Linked DNA regions of Homo sapiens: regions 2, 3, 4 and 5 are each linked to region 1. The links are chromatin contacts, found by Hi-C or POLR2A ChIA-PET in ENCODE. All regions are on one chromosome and are shown on one strand. Each heading gives the region's core, a stretch centred on a gene start or an enhancer-like site at or near the end of the contact. The rest is flanking DNA. Distances are from core to core; before and after follow the strand shown. Region 1 overlaps LINC02320 (long intergenic non-protein coding RNA 2320). Region 2 overlaps DYNC1H1 (dynein cytoplasmic 1 heavy chain 1). Region 3 has its middle 110 kb from the start of LINC02285. Region 4 overlaps DYNC1H1 (dynein cytoplasmic 1 heavy chain 1). Region 5 overlaps DYNC1H1 (dynein cytoplasmic 1 heavy chain 1).

Region 1 (2,797 bases), core at 132-2,631:
TTCTCAGCTGCTAACCCTACAGCAGCCCCCAGATAGGGCCCAGGACCCCCTCCGTCACCTGGACAATACCCTGTGTGTTTGCCTGCTCTCTGAGCCCACCCTGGGGCATGCATTTCCAACAGCTCAGAGGCGGAGCTCCTGGGCATATTCCCTTCCCAGATGGCCTGCATGACGACTTGGGGAGGTCCAGGACGGCTGTCCTTGGTGATCAGGAGCATGTGAGCACTGGTGGGGATGAGGGAGCCCAGAGGGTCCTACTACACACCCTGCACTGTAATAGTCTGCTTGTGAGCCGGCACAAGCACACCCTGCTACAGGGTCAGACCCAAACTCCTGGGACGAAACAAAGGACTTTCCTCTGTGCTGCACTGTGTGCACCCCTAGCACTTCAAATAAAAGTTTGGCACCTTATACAGGGAGATATTTTGCTAGAACATGAACTTAAATGCATGCAGTATCATACAGGTCGAACAGGAAGCAGTATGGGGGTGCACAGTGCAGCCTCTGGAGACAAGACCTGGGCTTGGTCCTGCCTCTAAGAGTCACTGCTGTGTGACCTCAGCCAAATTACTCAAATACTCTGAACCTCAGATTCTTCGGCTGTGTAAGGGCAACAACAAATACTTCATGGCTGGTTGTGAGAATTACTTGAGCTGACACAAGAAACATGCAACAGTGGCTTGCGTGTGCTGAATGGGCAGGAAGTTTTCTGCTGCGTAATTTGCGATACTAAAAGCAAAGATGATTATTGAGCGCCCTCTGGTGACCAAATGGTACAATTACACCTTAGATTGCGCCAAGCTGGATACTTTTTTATGCGGGGCTCAAGGACTCACAGGCCCTGCTGGTGGTGAATTGCCTGCGGCCCCTTCTTGCTCCATTTCAGTTCCTTGGCCCCGGCGGTAGGCAGCCTCCTCATTAAAGGGGAGGATTTCACGGGACAGGCATCTTCACTACACCTGTCCCGGGCTCTTCAGAACTAGCTCCTGTCTCTAATGCTCGAGGGGGATCATGGTCCAGCTAAGGAAGCTGGTCCCTGCTGCAGCTGGGCTGGGGACTGCCAGGGATTCGGGGGCCTTGGAAACGGAGACCACAGACCCTGCTGTGTGTGTGTGGCGCCAGACCCAGTCTTCATGTCTCCAGGTGAACCGCAGAGCCTCATTCTGGATTTTAAAAACCTAGTTGTTACTGGGCCTGCAGGTCGGCTGTATCCCTGCGGGTTCTCTGCAGCCCCTGCCCCTGTGGGCAGTCATGCTGTGTGCCAGGCACTGTGCTGGGTGCTGGGGATACGGCACAGCACCTGGGGCTTAGGTTAGAGGGGGAGATGGAGGGGGATTTGGGCGGGGACTTCTGGAGTCCTGTCCCAGGGTGTGCAGGCAGTGGGTGTAGAGGTCTCCTTCCCTTCCCCTAGCGCTTCCTCATGCACAAGGCCTGTGCTGACACCTGGGTCACTCTGCCATGTTCCCTGCGGCCTTGAACTTAGTGACAGCCAATATTTACCAGCTCTGTCCACGGGCCATGCGTGGTAGGCCTTTCCTCGAGCCCTCGAGATGGCCTTGCGAGGTCGGTACAACCTCCTGCCAGTACCATCCCCTCCATTCTGCGGAGGAGGAATCTGACCTGGAGAGGTCATGTCCACGGGCCAAGGGAAGTCAGGGTCAGGCTCTCAGAGCCCAGAAGCTCTCACCCCTCGGGCCGTGGTTCCTGCTGCCCCTGCCCAGCCCTTCCCTTTTTGCCGGGAAGCCTCCTCTCTTGGCCTGGGCCTCATGAATTTCCTCCTGAAGGGAGTTAGGGGCAGGAATCCGGCGCCAGCAGCTTCTCACTCCTCCCAGGGCTGCCTGTCAAGCTGGGGCAGAAGAGGAGGCCCTCGGGGCACGTGCCTCCGGCGCTGCCTGCAGCGGCCTCGCCCAGGAAGTGCGGCTCAGCGGGAGCTCGCCCCTGTCCCTGCCTCCGGGGCGGCGCCGCCACGGCCTGGGAAGGAGGCCGAGCCCCTGCTCCCGCGACCCCTGCATGGGCGGGGCAGGCCCCAGGCCCCAGCTGAGACCAGGCTCCCGCTTTTTCAAGGAACCGCCGCGCTGGGCCCTTCACCCACGTGCTTTCCCTGCGGCGGCTCAGCCTCCAGCAGGCCGGAGGGTGCGCGTCGGGTCCCGGCTCCTCCTGCGCTGGGGACAAGCGGCCCCGCGCCCCCTGTCACCCCACGGAGGCCTTCACCTCCCCATGCCCGGCCGCGGCGGACCGGGGGAACTGGGGGCGGGCCGCAGAGGAGGCTCGGGGCACGGCGTGGGCCCAGGGCCGGGCTCCAGGGAGGGCGAGGAGGACGGCACCCCCCGCCGGCTGCGGTCGCGGCTCGTCCAGGTTCAGGCTTCGGCTGCTCCCGGAAGCCCCTGGCGGGGAGCGGCCGCCTGCGGGGAGATCTCGCGCCCCGGCCGCAGGGCTGCACATGGACGCCGGGACCTGCGCCTCCTCCAGCCCCGGCCCGCAGGGTCCTGGCTTGGGCACCGCCCTCTCTCTCCCCAGGGCCCAGCTCGAGGGGCTCACCCGTGGTGAATATGCGCCGGTCACAGAGCACGGGGCAGCCATAGAGGCCACACTGTCACCTCTGGGGACTGGACAAAAATGTCCAAATCCACGGAAAAATGAGATGCCCAAATAATCTCTCATAATTCTTCACGTTAACATTTTGCCTTCTTTTGTCACGTTCGTTCTCTGTCACTCTTTTTATATATGTACCTTCCCCCCACAACCCACTGGAAAGTAATATTCAGACATTGTGACACTTCACTTCTATATAAATTTC
Region 2 (2,973 bases), core at 6-2,505, 270 kb before region 1:
CTAATGCCGCCACTCATGTGACGGGGGCAGAGCTCAGGCAGTAATGCTCACTCGCCGCTGCTGGCCTCCTTCTGCACAGCCTGGTTCCCAACAGGCCGCGGACCAGTACCAGTCTGGGGGTTGGGGACCCCTGTTCTATATTATTTTAACGTTTATTAGTAACAATTAAGTTTAGAAGAACTAAAATTTTATCCTTGAAAACATTAAAATTTAAGTTTTACATTCATGGCTTAATTTAGGTGAACATATTACTAACTAAGGACATGGAATCACGAAAGTGCTTGGATCCTAATCTATTTATTGACTTTCTTTGGCATAAGATCAAAAAAAGTATTAGGAAAAAAACAAAAGTTTCAGAGGTGTTAAAAAAATCAAAGTATACATTTCAGCATAGTGAATGCGCATGTAATGTGTGCAATGTGATCTAAGTAACCGGAAGGTTTCTACTTACAATTTTCTCTAACATTTAAGATGTGGGTACCATACGTTTTTTGGGGGAAGTGAGAACATGACAACTGCTATTGTCTTAATTACTTGTTCTAACATGTCTTTTGTGAGCACAGAGTTGAACAGAAATGCCTAATAATGCCTCGTGTTCAAACATTGTAGACCTAGTACGTGCTAATGCAGCTCAGTCAAGTTACAAAGTTTTTAAAAGAATTTAAAAATAATTGTAATAATGACTGTGAGTGGTAGCTCACACCTGTAATCCTAGCACTTTGGGAGGCCAAGGCAGGAGGATTGCTTGAGACTAGGAGTTTGATACCAGCATGGGCAACGTGGCAAGTCCCCATTTCTACAAAAATTCAAAAATTAGTTGGACATGGTGGTACATCCCTGTAGTCCCAGCTACTTGGGTGGCTGAGGTGAGAGGATGGCTTGAGCCTGGGAACTCCAGGCAGCAGTGAGCTATGATTATGCCACCACATTCCAGCCTGGGAAACAAAGTGAGATCCCATCTCTTAAAAAAAATAAATTTTAAAAATTTTAAAAAGAAAAAAACAAAACAAAACAAAACAAAAAACAACATCACTGGCACTGTTCTCCACTCAGAAAACTAAATTCATTTTGGCCACTTGTCAGAATAGGGAGGAAGACAAAGAAGAGAAAGGGGCAAGTAAAAAGAGGAAGAGAAAGTGGTACTGACCAGTTCTTTTTCCACAACCCTCTGGGCAAATAGAACTGCTTCACTTAAACCACCTTCTTGCCTGGCCTGTCAAAAGCATACCTGACTTTGTGCCAATTGTACAGCCGACTCGTGGAGATGACTCATGGAGCCCAGCAGTGGGGAAACAAGAAGGAATCTGTGCTCATACCTAGAGACTGTTTCATGTTCTTAAATCCCCTGAAGGGAAAGGGGAAAGCTAAGTGTGTAGGAGAATAATTTTCATTACTTGGAACTGAGGGAAAGATAAGATGTGATGTAAGAAAGGAAATGGTTAAAAACGACAGTACATCTGTGAAAACTATAGTTTTCATTTAAATTATCAAGTAAGATCTCGTAAAAGCCAGATCAATAACTTACTGATCAGATTATTAGTTCTAGTTGTTACCTGTGTCAGTGTCAAAACTGACGGTGGCATGGAAGCGCTTGCCATGTTTCAAGATATCCAGAGTCAGGAGAACTTCCGGGCTCTCCCGTTTCTCCTGGATGCGGTATAACGCACGTTCCAAGTTTAGCCAAAAACTAATTTCCTGTAAGGCAGTTCCTGATGCAGGATCTCGATCCAGTTTGGTCACCTTTGAAAATAAAATAACACCCAAGGGTATTCACTATTTAAACAAGGTAGAATAGATATCGTTAACAAAACACATGCATTACAACTCAATTTTTATATTTCAAGTAGATTTCCTTCCCTGTAAATCAAAAGTGGCTTGATTTGAAATCAAAGGTATACGACTGCTGAGATTAATGCTCTATCAGGGTGACTACTCAAGCAATCTCACACTGTCCCCTGACCATTCCACCCAGACCAAGGCTAGTCCTGCACTGGACAGTCCCAGGACCAAGAGGCGGCACCACTAACAAGTTATCACATAATTTACCTCACTTACAAAATCCAGATCAGTTTTCCCAAAGATATTAAAGAGTAACATATTTTACATAACTTTCAATCCTGTGCTCTTACTTTTTGAATTTCTCGGATCCAGCGGTTAACTCCAGATTGTAACTGATTAAGAAATGTTGGGTCTTCAACCTTATCACCAAAGTCTGTAACTTTTGGCTTTTCTCCACGCTCATAACACTGTTTTGCAACATTTGTGATCATTGGATGAATCGGCAGGCTGATCTCCGGAATTTCAATATTTTGCTGCAAGTGAAGGAGTCCCATTTCGAGTTCTGCAATCTTCTTTTCAACTGAAGGAGCCATTTTATCACCATCCCTAAAAACAGATTTCATACCTCAACATTTAGTGTGCTATTGGTCTCCAAAGAGATCCCATCATTTCAGGTCTGTCAAATAGTAATGACACACATATTTATTAATACACAGGGTTTATATCCCCTCGGCTCACTAGCGTTACCCTCCCAATTCCCAAGTTTTACACCGAGTTCTATACTATCTTGTGAACATTAAGTGAAATATAACATTCAAACCACAGTTTTTACCTGTCTGCCTTGCCAGACTCTCTAATGTAGGACTTAAAAAAAGGAGCCACTGCATTGCTAATGAAAGAATGCAAAGTTTCGTAGGGCGAGTCTTCACTGAGTGTAAGGACCCGGAGCTGAGAAGACACGGGTTTATCTGCATCAATCACGGGAGTACGTTTAATGAATGCCAAGCTAAAAAGAAAAATAAAACAAGAAATTAGAAAAGTTACACTCCTAATTAGGCTTATTAATTTAAAAATCATACAAGAATATACTGAAGTGTTGCTTTTCTAATAGTGAAATGCACTGCTTGTCTTTCTTTAGTACATGAGAGCTACTGAATCAAGGTTATGGTTACAGAATGTGAACAAACATGAAAC
Region 3 (2,972 bases), core at 18-2,517, 480 kb after region 1:
GAAGTGCTGGGTAGAGAAAGGCGGATCCCTGGCCGGGGCTCCACCCCCACGGACCTAGATGAGGACAGGCATTTCCTGCCCATATGCTGCATTTACCAAGACCACCCTGGACTGCCTCGCCTCCATCCTGGGCCTATACAAACCCTCAAGACACTAGCGGGCCAGAGGAGGAGAAGAGCACATCGGCCGCGGAAGGAGACACCAAGCGGCTGGTCTGGTCATGGAGAGGCTGCGGAGGGGGCGAGGCTGCGGAGGGGGCGAGGCTGCGGAGGGGGCGAGGCTGCGGAGGGGGCGAGGCTGCGGGGGGGGGCGAGGCTGCGGGGGGGGGCGAGGCTGCGGGGGGGGCGAGGCTGCGGGGTGGGGGGCGAGGCTGCGGAGGGGGCGAGGCTGCGGGGGGGGCGAGGCTGCGGGGGGGGCGAGGCTGCGGGGGGGGGGCGAGGCTGCGGAGGGGGCGAGGCTGCGGAGGGGGCACGTCGGCGGGAGAGCACAGCGACAAGCCCCGGCACACCCGCAGGCCCTTGAACCAGAGGGACGAGTCGGAGTTTGGCTGGGGCAGTCAGGGGAGAGCCGGGGCCGCCAGCAGCCCAACTCCAGGGGAAAACCGTCTCCCTTCTGGCTCCCCCATGGGCTGAGAGCTATAAATAAAACTCAATAAAACCTTAATAAAACTCAATAAAACGTTACACTTATTCTCCAAGCCCAGGTGTGATTCAATTCTTCCAGTACACCAAGGCAAGAACCCTGGATGCACAAAGCCCTCTGTCCTTGCCTCAAGGTGGAGGGTCTAATTGAGCTGGTTAACAAAGGCAAACTAAGAGAGTACCTGTAACACACACCCACTGGGGTTTCAGCTGTAAACATTCACCCCTAGACGCGGCCATGGGGTCGGACCCCCATGACCTGCCCTCTGTGTGCTCCCCTAGAGGTTTGGGCAGCAGGGCACTGATGGAGCGAGTCACATCCCCATCGCACGCCCTGCGAGAGGGACAAGGGAACCTTTCCTGTTGTACAGGAAGGTAATAATAGCTTAGCTGGGATGAGAACCCAGACGTATCCGTAGTCTGGAGGCTCGTGTTTAGAGACGGACAGCCGTGAAGATGTTACACCTAGGGGAGGAGCGAGGGGATAGCTACCCAGGAGCACGCAAGGAAGGGAGGAGCTGCCCAGAGGGAGACCAGGGCCAAGGTCTCTGGGCAAGGGCAGGGGAGGGCCAGGGAGGGCTGCCGGACAGTGGAAAGCGCTTGCCAGGCAAGTGGGCTTTGGGGAGCAGGGAGCATTCTAGACAGAGAAGACTGCACACAGAGGCCAATGTGAGCTGCTGGGCAGTCCTGGGGAACTCCCAGTGGGCAGAAGGCAGAGCTGCAGGGCACAGGGGGCCTTGGGAGTCAGCCTAGGAGGCTTCCCAGGCTCTGGCCCTGAAGCCTGGGGCTCCACAGACGTGAGTCTGCACCATAGAGGCATCGTCTTGACGTGAGCACGCTGGCAGACGCCACACACATTCACCAGAATGACGCTGGTTATTTTATTTACCTGAAGTTCCCCATGAATTTTAAGTTTTTTATTTTTATTTTTCATTTTTTAGAGAGAGAAACAGTGAAACGCAGTTGCTGGGCCCTCTGTGTCTTTCTGCAGAGAGCAAGGAAGGCCCAGGAAATGAGTGGCCTGGACCGTCGGTGGGTGAGGCCTGGACCCCGAGACCCCTCTCCTGGAGGGAAGTCAGGATGGAGAGAGACCCAGATCTAAGGCCACGAGGACTTGGCCTCCCAGAGGGCTGGGGGGCAACCAGTGAGATGGGGTGGGGGCTGTGAGGCCCCAGAGGCGTTGAGAAATGTGAAATTCCTGGCAAGAAAAGGAAGTTGTTTGAAGGAATTGGTGGGCTGGGAGCCAGAGCCCTGGGGGCTCCTCCAGGGACACCGGCAGACGGGAGTTACTTTGTCACCTTGTTCCTCGGATTGACTGTGTTTCTCTGAGGACGCCTCGGGCGGAGACTGGGCCACAGGCAATGCATATTTGGGATAGCGCCTGTGCTGAATCCTTTGCCCAGACATCACACTTCCCTTCTGCAAGGCTGAATCCTAGCTGAGAGACATCCTCCCAAACACCAATCAGCGCTCAGCGCTCCCCACCAGGCGGCACAGACCCCGCGGTTCTCACAGACCCCGCGGTTCGCACAGACCCCGCGGTTCGCACAGACCCGGCGGTTCTGCAGCTCCGTTCTCCGGGGTCCTCCAGTGCTTGAATTTTGAGAAACGCTGCGGTCAGCAATGGAGATTTGTCTTTGAAATATTATCCCACAAGATGGCCCATGTGGCCCCATCTGGTTCCCCTCCCTTTCCCCTCACACCACCATGGATGGACGGCCGGGGCTCTGGTCGCTCCCTCTTGAGTCTGTGCTCCCCACTTGGGTTCCCGGGGAGATTTTCCTGAATCCAGCACTGCTGTTCCCCTCACTCAGGGGCCAGCCTCGAAGGTCATCTCCAGTCCCCAAACCTGCATTCAGAGCTCTGCAGGGCTTTGAGACACTAACTGTGTGACCTGCTGCGGCCATTCTGAGAGAGGCCTCCGCGTAAGCTGCTCTGTGTCTGACGCCCCTACAGGGTGGTCTGCACAGCGTCCCCGGCCTGCGGTGTCCAGGGAGGGCCAATGGGTATCAGGCCGAGACTCCTGCCCCGACCTGCTTCTCCCTGGGCTCTCCCTCCCATGGAGCCCCCTCCATCTGACCCCAAGTTGGTTTCATCCCCAGCAACAGGCGACATGGTGGGGGAGCCTTCCCGAGGGCTGCTCTCTCAAGCGGCTCCCTCGAAGCTGGTGTTTCGATGCCTTCACGGCTCTTTGTTGTTCTCATCTATTATTTCTTCCTGCTGCCCTTTTGCAGGCACGCAGAACGCTCTCCAGGGCTGATGGTTTGTGGACTGGAGGGCAAGAAACCTTACCCTGTCCTCCTCCACCTTCGACATCTCTCCCCGATACAA
Region 4 (3,041 bases), core at 532-3,031, 340 kb before region 1:
TGCAATGGCGCGTTCTCAGCTCACTGAAACCTCTGCCTCCCGGGTTCAAGAGATTCTCCTGCCTCAGCCTCCAGAGTAGCTGGGATTACAGGCACCCACCACCACACCTGGCTAGTTTTTGTATTTTTTGTAGAGATGGGATTTCACCATGTTGGCCAGGCTGGTCTCGAACTCCTGACCTCAGGTGATCCATCCACCTCAGCCTCCCAAAGTGCTGGGATTATAGTGGGATTATAGGCGTGAGCCACTGCGCCCGGCTTTTTTTTTTTTTTTTGAGACAGAGTCTCACTCTGTTGCCCAGGCTAGAGTAGAGTGATGTGATCTCGGCTCACTGCAACCTCCATCTCCCGGGTTCAAATAATTCTCCTGCCTCAGCCTCCTGAGTAGCTGGGATTACAGGTGCCTGCCACCATGCTCACCTAATTTTTGTATTTTTAGTAGAGACGAGGTTTTGCCATGTTGACCAGGCTGGTCTGGAAATCCTAACCTCGAGTGATCTGCCCGCCTTGGCCTCCCAAAGTGCTGGGATTATAGGTGTGAGCCAGTGTGCCCAGCCAGTAACTGCTTTTCAATATGAGATGAACATCTAAATGTTATTTCTAGGCTCATTTACATAAATATCAAGCCTTTTCTCTAGAACTGAGTTGATGCTGCAGAGAAGAGCCAGTTCTTTCCTCTGCCTCCCCTCGGAGTGGAGCTAGGAGCAGCTGGAGACTGGCAGGAAGGCCGAGGCTGACAGAGCCACACCCAGCATAACCAGGGAGGGCCCTGGGACAGCAGTGCACACTCACCCTGCGTGTGGGGACCCTCGCCACCCACCCCGCGTGAGGGGACCCTCGCCACCCACCCTGCGTGTGGGGAGGATCCTTGTTGCCTACCCTGTGTGGTAAGGAGGACTCTCTCGGCGTTGTTGGGCAGGCCCAGCCAGGAGGGCGTCTGGGTGTCGGGGAGCAACTCCACCCACTGCACAAACTCCTCTCGCCTAGAAAACCAGTGCATTTGGAAATGATGTCAGGGGTCACCTCTGAGTGACACCAGACGCCCTGACATCACAACTGTCTCCATTCCAGCAGGCAGCAGCATACCTGATGCCATCTGGCATTTGAATGTCTTTATGTCCGTCGACCTTGCATGCCAGCTTAAACTCACTGTCGAAACTCCTGGTTGTGAACAGGCGCTCCAGGAAGGTGTTGAGCAGACGCTGGTCAAACTCGTTGTCCACGCGCCCGCCATAAATGGACTGGGCCATTAAGGTCTTTAGTGCAGACCACGGGATCTTATCCGGTGAGATGTTCTGCCTGCCCTGGGGGAGGAAAAGCAGGGTTCGTGTGTGTGGTCAGAGGCGGGCAGGCCCGGGGCTTCCTTTCGAGGGGCACAGCTTTCCTCCTCACTCCCCATGGCCAGCTAGGCTTTGGCGGTCACGAGGGGTCAGCTCGCTCTTCCACGCAGAGTCTGGCCTCTCAGCACCACGCCCTGCAGCATCCTTCCCAGATACACGTCCACTGTCTGTCCTGGCATGGCCCACACTTGCCTTGGCCGTGTCATCCAGCCACGTGTCCACCGTATCGCAAGCTGACCGCAGGTCAGACTCTCCAAATTCATACTTCTTTGACCACCCCAGTGGTGCGTATCGTAAGCGTTCTTGGATGATCGCATGAAACCAGGCCAGCAGGAAGTACAAGCGGGCACGCTCGTTGGGAGACTGGTGAGGAAAGTGACCAAGCACAGAGTCATTAGAAAACAGCACTTCGCCAAGAACAGTGCAGATGCCAGGTCAGTCAAAGCTTTACAAAGAGCTCTCCACATCCTGACGATGGCAGCAGATTCACATGAGTACTGCTGCTAGGAGAAAAGTATGCCAACTTTTCTATTAATAGACGTGTCATCCAATGAGACCATCAGAATTTATTCAGCCAGTAAGAAATCTAGAGAAGACAGAGTTTCTAAGAATGTCAGAAAACGTGAATGTGGCACAAAATAGAACAGAATTGACAGAACGAAACCCCTGCCACAATCCCCCTCCTCTCGCCCAAGAGTTTCGGTCTTCACTTGGCGCCTGGGAGGGCTCTGTTTGGTCTTGGGGGCCTGTGCTGGGGGAGAGGAGATTGCCTGCCACCTGGGGACACAACTCTGAGTCCCAGCTTCTCCGTGGGCATCTCTGCTCCTCTGGGACCTCATCACACCCCATAATCAAACATGGCTTTTACTTTTCAACCTGCTCAAAGGAAGGAAATTTTATATAGAGACAGGATCTCACTATGTTGTCCAGACAGGTCTTTTTTTTTTTTTTTTTGAGACGGGGTCTTGCTCTTTCGCCCAGGCTGGAGTGCAGTGATGTGATCTCAGCTCACTGCCAACCTCTGCCTCCTGGGTTCAAGCGATTCTCCTGCCTCAGCCTCCCCAGTAGCTGGGATTATAGGCGCACGCCACCACGCCTGGCTAATTTTTTATATTTTTAGTAGAGACGGAGTTTCACCATGTTGGCCATGCTGGTCTTGAACTCCTGACCTCAAGTGATCTGCCCACCTCAGCCTCCCAAAGTGCAGGGATTACAGGCGTGAGCCACCACTCCTGGCCTGCCCAGACAGTCTTGAACTCCTGGGCTCAAGTGATCCTCCCACCTCGACCTTCCAAAGTGCTAGGATTACCAGTGTGAGCCACGGTGCCCGGCCATGGAAGGAAATTTTACCTACAGCTGAAAAGCAAAAGCAGCTGTGCAGTTCACCACACGGCACTTCCGGGGGCCCAGGGACCCACTTCTGCATTTGGTGATGGGACTGGGCTTTAGCTTCTATGGGGAAAGCATACCAGGAGGACAAGGTACTTACCTTGCATATCCGTGAGACGGGAATGCTGCTGAACGTCCTCAGCATGTTGGCCTTCACCCCTGGCGGTGGCTCGAACACAAAGATGCGGCCCGCACGGAGCAGATTCACAGGCACCTAAGGGAGAGCGCCGTTCCAGTTATGCTCGGGTGTGGATGAGGGCGCCTGTTCAATTCCACCACACACGTGCCGACAGCACAGTGCCAGGCCAGCCTG
Region 5 (2,988 bases), core at 218-2,717, 310 kb before region 1:
AAGCTGTAATCCCAGCACTCTGGGAGGGCAGAGGCAGGCGGATCACTTTAAGTCAGGAGTTCAAGACTAGCCTGGCCAATGTGGTGAAACCCTGTCTCTACTAAAAATATAAAAATCAGCCAGGCGTGGTGGCACATGTCTGTAATCCCAGCTACTCTGGGGGCTGGGGCACAAGAATTGCTTTGAACCCAGGAGACGGAGATTGCAGTGAGCTGAGATCATGCCATTGCACTCTAGCCTGGGTGACAAAGCGAGACTCTTGTCTCAAAAAAAAAAAAAAAAAAAAGAAAAAGAAAAAAGAAATGGGAACTGTGATGTGTGTAGTTTTAGAGGTGTAAGACTTACTACAAGGCAAGCAGGCGAGACTGTGACTGCGCTGCTGTGTGAGGACCTTTTGAGAAGCTGACTGTAAGATCTCCTATGCAGGCTACCAGGTGAGGGTCTAGTGAAGGCAGGTATATACTTACTGAAGCCAATCTGAATTTGTAAGCACAACTGCTGTTGCGACATTTGAATTTAAACAAAATTCTCTGTGGTACTAGAAATCTGTGAAAACTATATTGTGGGAGACAGGGTCTTGCTCTGTCACTCAGGCTGGAATGCAGTGGCACGATCATGGCTCACTGTAGCTGCAGCCTCCCAGGCTCAATCGATCTTCCTGTCTCAGCCTCCCAAGTAGCTGGGACTACAGGTACACGTCACCACACCTGGCTAATTTTTTATTTTTTGTAGAGATGGGGGTCTCACTATGTTGGTCAGGCTGGCCTTGAACTCCTGGGCTCAATGATCCTCCTGCCTCGACCTTCCAAAGTGCTGGGATTATAGATGTGAACCACTATGCCCAGCCAATTTTTTTTTAATTGAAAAGGGGAGAGTGAAGGTAGCTGACATAGCAACAATAACAAAAGACTGTTTAAAAAGCAGCAGAACTCCAATAAGAAATAAAAACAGGGCTGCCACAGCCAACATACTCTGCACTCTGCCTTGCCTGCTCATCTCTTACAGTGGCTGTCAGTAATGTACCCGGTGTTGCCCAAGAATGCCAAGGACTCGGGTTGGAAACCCAGTGATTACAACTAGGCAGTATTCTGAGACTCCTTGTACAGTAATGACAGGAAAAACTGCAGGATGACACCTGGTCCAGAGGCACAGCTGCCAAACACTTAAGCATTTCTTAGTCTGGAGGGAACCATCTGCCAAGTCATCTTACTGCAATTCAAACCACAAAACCTTCCACAGTTGATGCCGATCAGTCATCCGTTAGCAATTTTTTCCCTTAAGTATTGGTCACTTAACTAGAAAAACTCAAAACTTACAAGACAAGAATTGATCCAAGTGGGCAACAGGTAAAAGAGAAAACCAGTGCCCCAGAGCTGCAGCTGCAAAGCCTTTGATGAGAACACAGACTGAGAAACAGGAAGAGGGGTGGTGGTTACGGAACACGCACACTGGGCAGTTGTTGGGAGACCTTTTAACTCAGCAGTGAACCCGTGCTCTGGTAAGGTTATCACAGGCAGCTGCTACCTTTTGTGGTCCCACCTGACAGTTTAAAAGGTTTATTAAAGTGCCCCGTTTTTTGACTTCTATGATGTATCTTTAAAAAAAAAAGTACCCTGTTCACAGCCACAAGGTTTATGAAAGTGCCTTGTGTAAGCAGACAGTGGTGGGCCAGCCGGTGCATTCAGCGCACTGTGACTTTGTTACCCTGGGGCAACTGTGACCAGTGTCCAGACGGGAGGCTGCCCTGGCTGACTCTGCTCCTTCCACCACTGGCACCACCTGGCTCTAACTTAGGCAGACCACCCCTGCAAAGACCCCAGCTTCGACAGCTGTAAGAACTCAGAGCAGGGGAGAATGGGACCAACTGGATCCTCGGCTTCCCTTACCTATCTTGGAAGAGACGCAGAGCTTCATGTGCCCAAATCCGAATGAGGCCTTCAACAGGCAGGGTCTCCAGAGGTCTCAGCGCTTCAAAGATGCCTCTCACCCACCTAGTCATTTCACGGGGTGAATAGATATAGTGAGGTTGTGTATCCTGGGTGAATCTCTCCTATGGCAATGAGAAAAATGGAAGGTACACGTAAATATCTTAAGACACAGAGAAGTGGTCAAAAGGTAAAATGTGGCAAAACATGTTTACATTAAAGAACCTAGACCCTGAAATATTTAAGAAGATAGCTGGACATGGTGGTGGGTGCCTGTAGTCCCAGCTACTAGGGAGGCTGAGGCAGAAGAATCGCTTGAACCCAGGAGGCGGAGGTTGCAGTGAGCCGAGACTGCGCCACTGCATTCCAGCCTTGGCGACAGAGTGAGACTCCGTCTCCAAATGAGTAAACAATGTTGGAACAATTGGATAAATAACTGTCCAGAACAAAGTTAGATTCAAGCTGCTCACTTTATGCTGAAATACATTATATTTAACGATTTAAATATTTAAACAATGAAACTACAAAAAATCCTTCTGAAAATACTTAAAAGCAAATTAAATACTGGGAAAAAGCATCTGCCACCTATGACAAGAAAGCTGTCCCAAAGCATGAAGAGCGAGGGAGACACAGCAGGGCAGTTGGCGGCTCCCACTCATCCCCCGCAGCCAGCGGCTCCATGGGAGGCTCAACAGAGAAATGCAAATAGCAACGAGAGTCATTTCTCACCAAATGGGCAAAGACATTTTTGTTAATGACTATTTTTTAAATGTTGCAGAATACAGGGAAGCGGGTGCTGCTGGTGGAGGCGTAGCTGGTCCAACCATCTTGAGAGCAATCTGGCAGATATGCAGCCTTTATATACATTTAGAAACTGTATGGCTCTATTTTCATCATATACACATACATACACATGCATAGGATAATGATTAAGCATGGAAATGTCAGCAGTCTTAGCACCTGCATAGAAAAGTGACTTTGATGACAGACCTTGGAGAAAGTCTCTCGGCTCAATAACATCTCTGAATAAAGTCCAATCTTTATTTCAATAAACTTCTCATTT

Evidence for each region. A loop is a pair of places that touch in the nucleus more often than their neighbours do. ChIA-PET counts read pairs that join two places held with the same protein, here RNA polymerase II (POLR2A). Pooled maps may share reads with other maps.
Region 2: a loop to region 1 is called in a map of PC-9, with 11 times the contacts of the local background. The contact joins two enhancer-like sites. A Hi-C loop is called at or near these places in 5 of 168 maps with a recorded cell type or tissue (B cell, GM12878, PC-9 and 2 more), 30 of 37 single-sample maps with no recorded cell type and 16 of 50 pooled maps. POLR2A ChIA-PET finds 5 or more read pairs at or near these places in 4 of 52 experiments (K562, activated B cell, activated CD4-positive, alpha-beta T cell and 1 more).
Region 3: a map of mesothelial cell of epicardium shows a loop between it and region 1 (29-fold over the local background). The contact joins two enhancer-like sites. A Hi-C loop is called at or near these places in 1 of 168 maps with a recorded cell type or tissue (mesothelial cell of epicardium). POLR2A ChIA-PET finds 5 or more read pairs at or near these places in 1 of 52 experiments (activated T-cell).
Region 4: a loop to region 1 is called in a map of gastrocnemius medialis, with 21 times the contacts of the local background. The contact joins two enhancer-like sites. A Hi-C loop is called at or near these places in 9 of 168 maps with a recorded cell type or tissue (B cell, HCT116, PC-9 and 5 more) and 20 of 50 pooled maps. POLR2A ChIA-PET finds 5 or more read pairs at or near these places in 2 of 52 experiments (A673 and OCI-LY7).
Region 5: a map of naive thymus-derived CD4-positive, alpha-beta T cell shows a loop between it and region 1 (11-fold over the local background). The contact joins two enhancer-like sites. A Hi-C loop is called at or near these places in 1 of 168 maps with a recorded cell type or tissue (naive thymus-derived CD4-positive, alpha-beta T cell) and 9 of 50 pooled maps. POLR2A ChIA-PET finds 5 or more read pairs at or near these places in 4 of 52 experiments (HEK293, OCI-LY7, activated B cell and 1 more).

What each region holds. Positions count from the first base shown.
Region 1 is chr14:101,705,440-101,708,236 of GRCh38, reverse strand. All of the region lies in intron 1 of LINC02320 (long intergenic non-protein coding RNA 2320), which reads left to right. Among named protein-coding and RNA genes, the nearest start is that of LINC00239, 24 kb to the left of the region's middle. RefSeq lists an enhancer at 1-548 and silencers at 1,955-2,224, 2,235-2,354, 2,435-2,494. Within about 2 kb of position 1,381, at least 27 of the 41 ENCODE cell types and tissues checked have a DNase peak (open chromatin) inside an H3K27ac peak, as active enhancers do; they include B cell, PC-9, dorsolateral prefrontal cortex and 2 more, where a contact is called at or near this core.
Region 2 is chr14:101,979,131-101,982,103 of GRCh38, reverse strand. DYNC1H1 (dynein cytoplasmic 1 heavy chain 1) reads right to left here. Exons shown (of 78, transcript NM_001376.5): 3 at 2,612-2,785; 4 at 2,130-2,385; 5 at 1,554-1,740. Among named protein-coding and RNA genes, the nearest start is that of DYNC1H1, 16 kb to the right of the region's middle. RefSeq lists an enhancer at 995-1,044. Within about 2 kb of position 1,255, at least 18 of the 41 ENCODE cell types and tissues checked have a DNase peak (open chromatin) inside an H3K27ac peak, as active enhancers do; they include B cell and PC-9, where a contact is called at or near this core.
Region 3 is chr14:101,227,428-101,230,399 of GRCh38, reverse strand. No RefSeq gene overlaps it. Among named protein-coding and RNA genes, the nearest start is that of LINC02285, 110 kb to the right of the region's middle. Within about 2 kb of position 1,267, at least 2 of the 41 ENCODE cell types and tissues checked have a DNase peak (open chromatin) inside an H3K27ac peak, as active enhancers do.
Region 4 is chr14:102,042,536-102,045,576 of GRCh38, reverse strand. It overlaps DYNC1H1 (dynein cytoplasmic 1 heavy chain 1), which reads right to left. Exons shown (of 78, transcript NM_001376.5): 69 at 2,829-2,942; 70 at 1,532-1,702; 71 at 1,086-1,303; 72 at 879-982. Among named protein-coding and RNA genes, the nearest start is that of HSP90AA1, 43 kb to the left of the region's middle. Within about 2 kb of position 1,781, at least 5 of the 41 ENCODE cell types and tissues checked have a DNase peak (open chromatin) inside an H3K27ac peak, as active enhancers do; they include dorsolateral prefrontal cortex, gastrocnemius medialis and heart right ventricle, where a contact is called at or near this core.
Region 5 is chr14:102,018,955-102,021,942 of GRCh38, reverse strand. It overlaps DYNC1H1 (dynein cytoplasmic 1 heavy chain 1), which reads right to left. Exons shown (of 78, transcript NM_001376.5): 42 at 1,887-2,050. Among named protein-coding and RNA genes, the nearest start is that of DYNC1H1, 56 kb to the right of the region's middle. Within about 2 kb of position 1,467, at least 3 of the 41 ENCODE cell types and tissues checked have a DNase peak (open chromatin) inside an H3K27ac peak, as active enhancers do.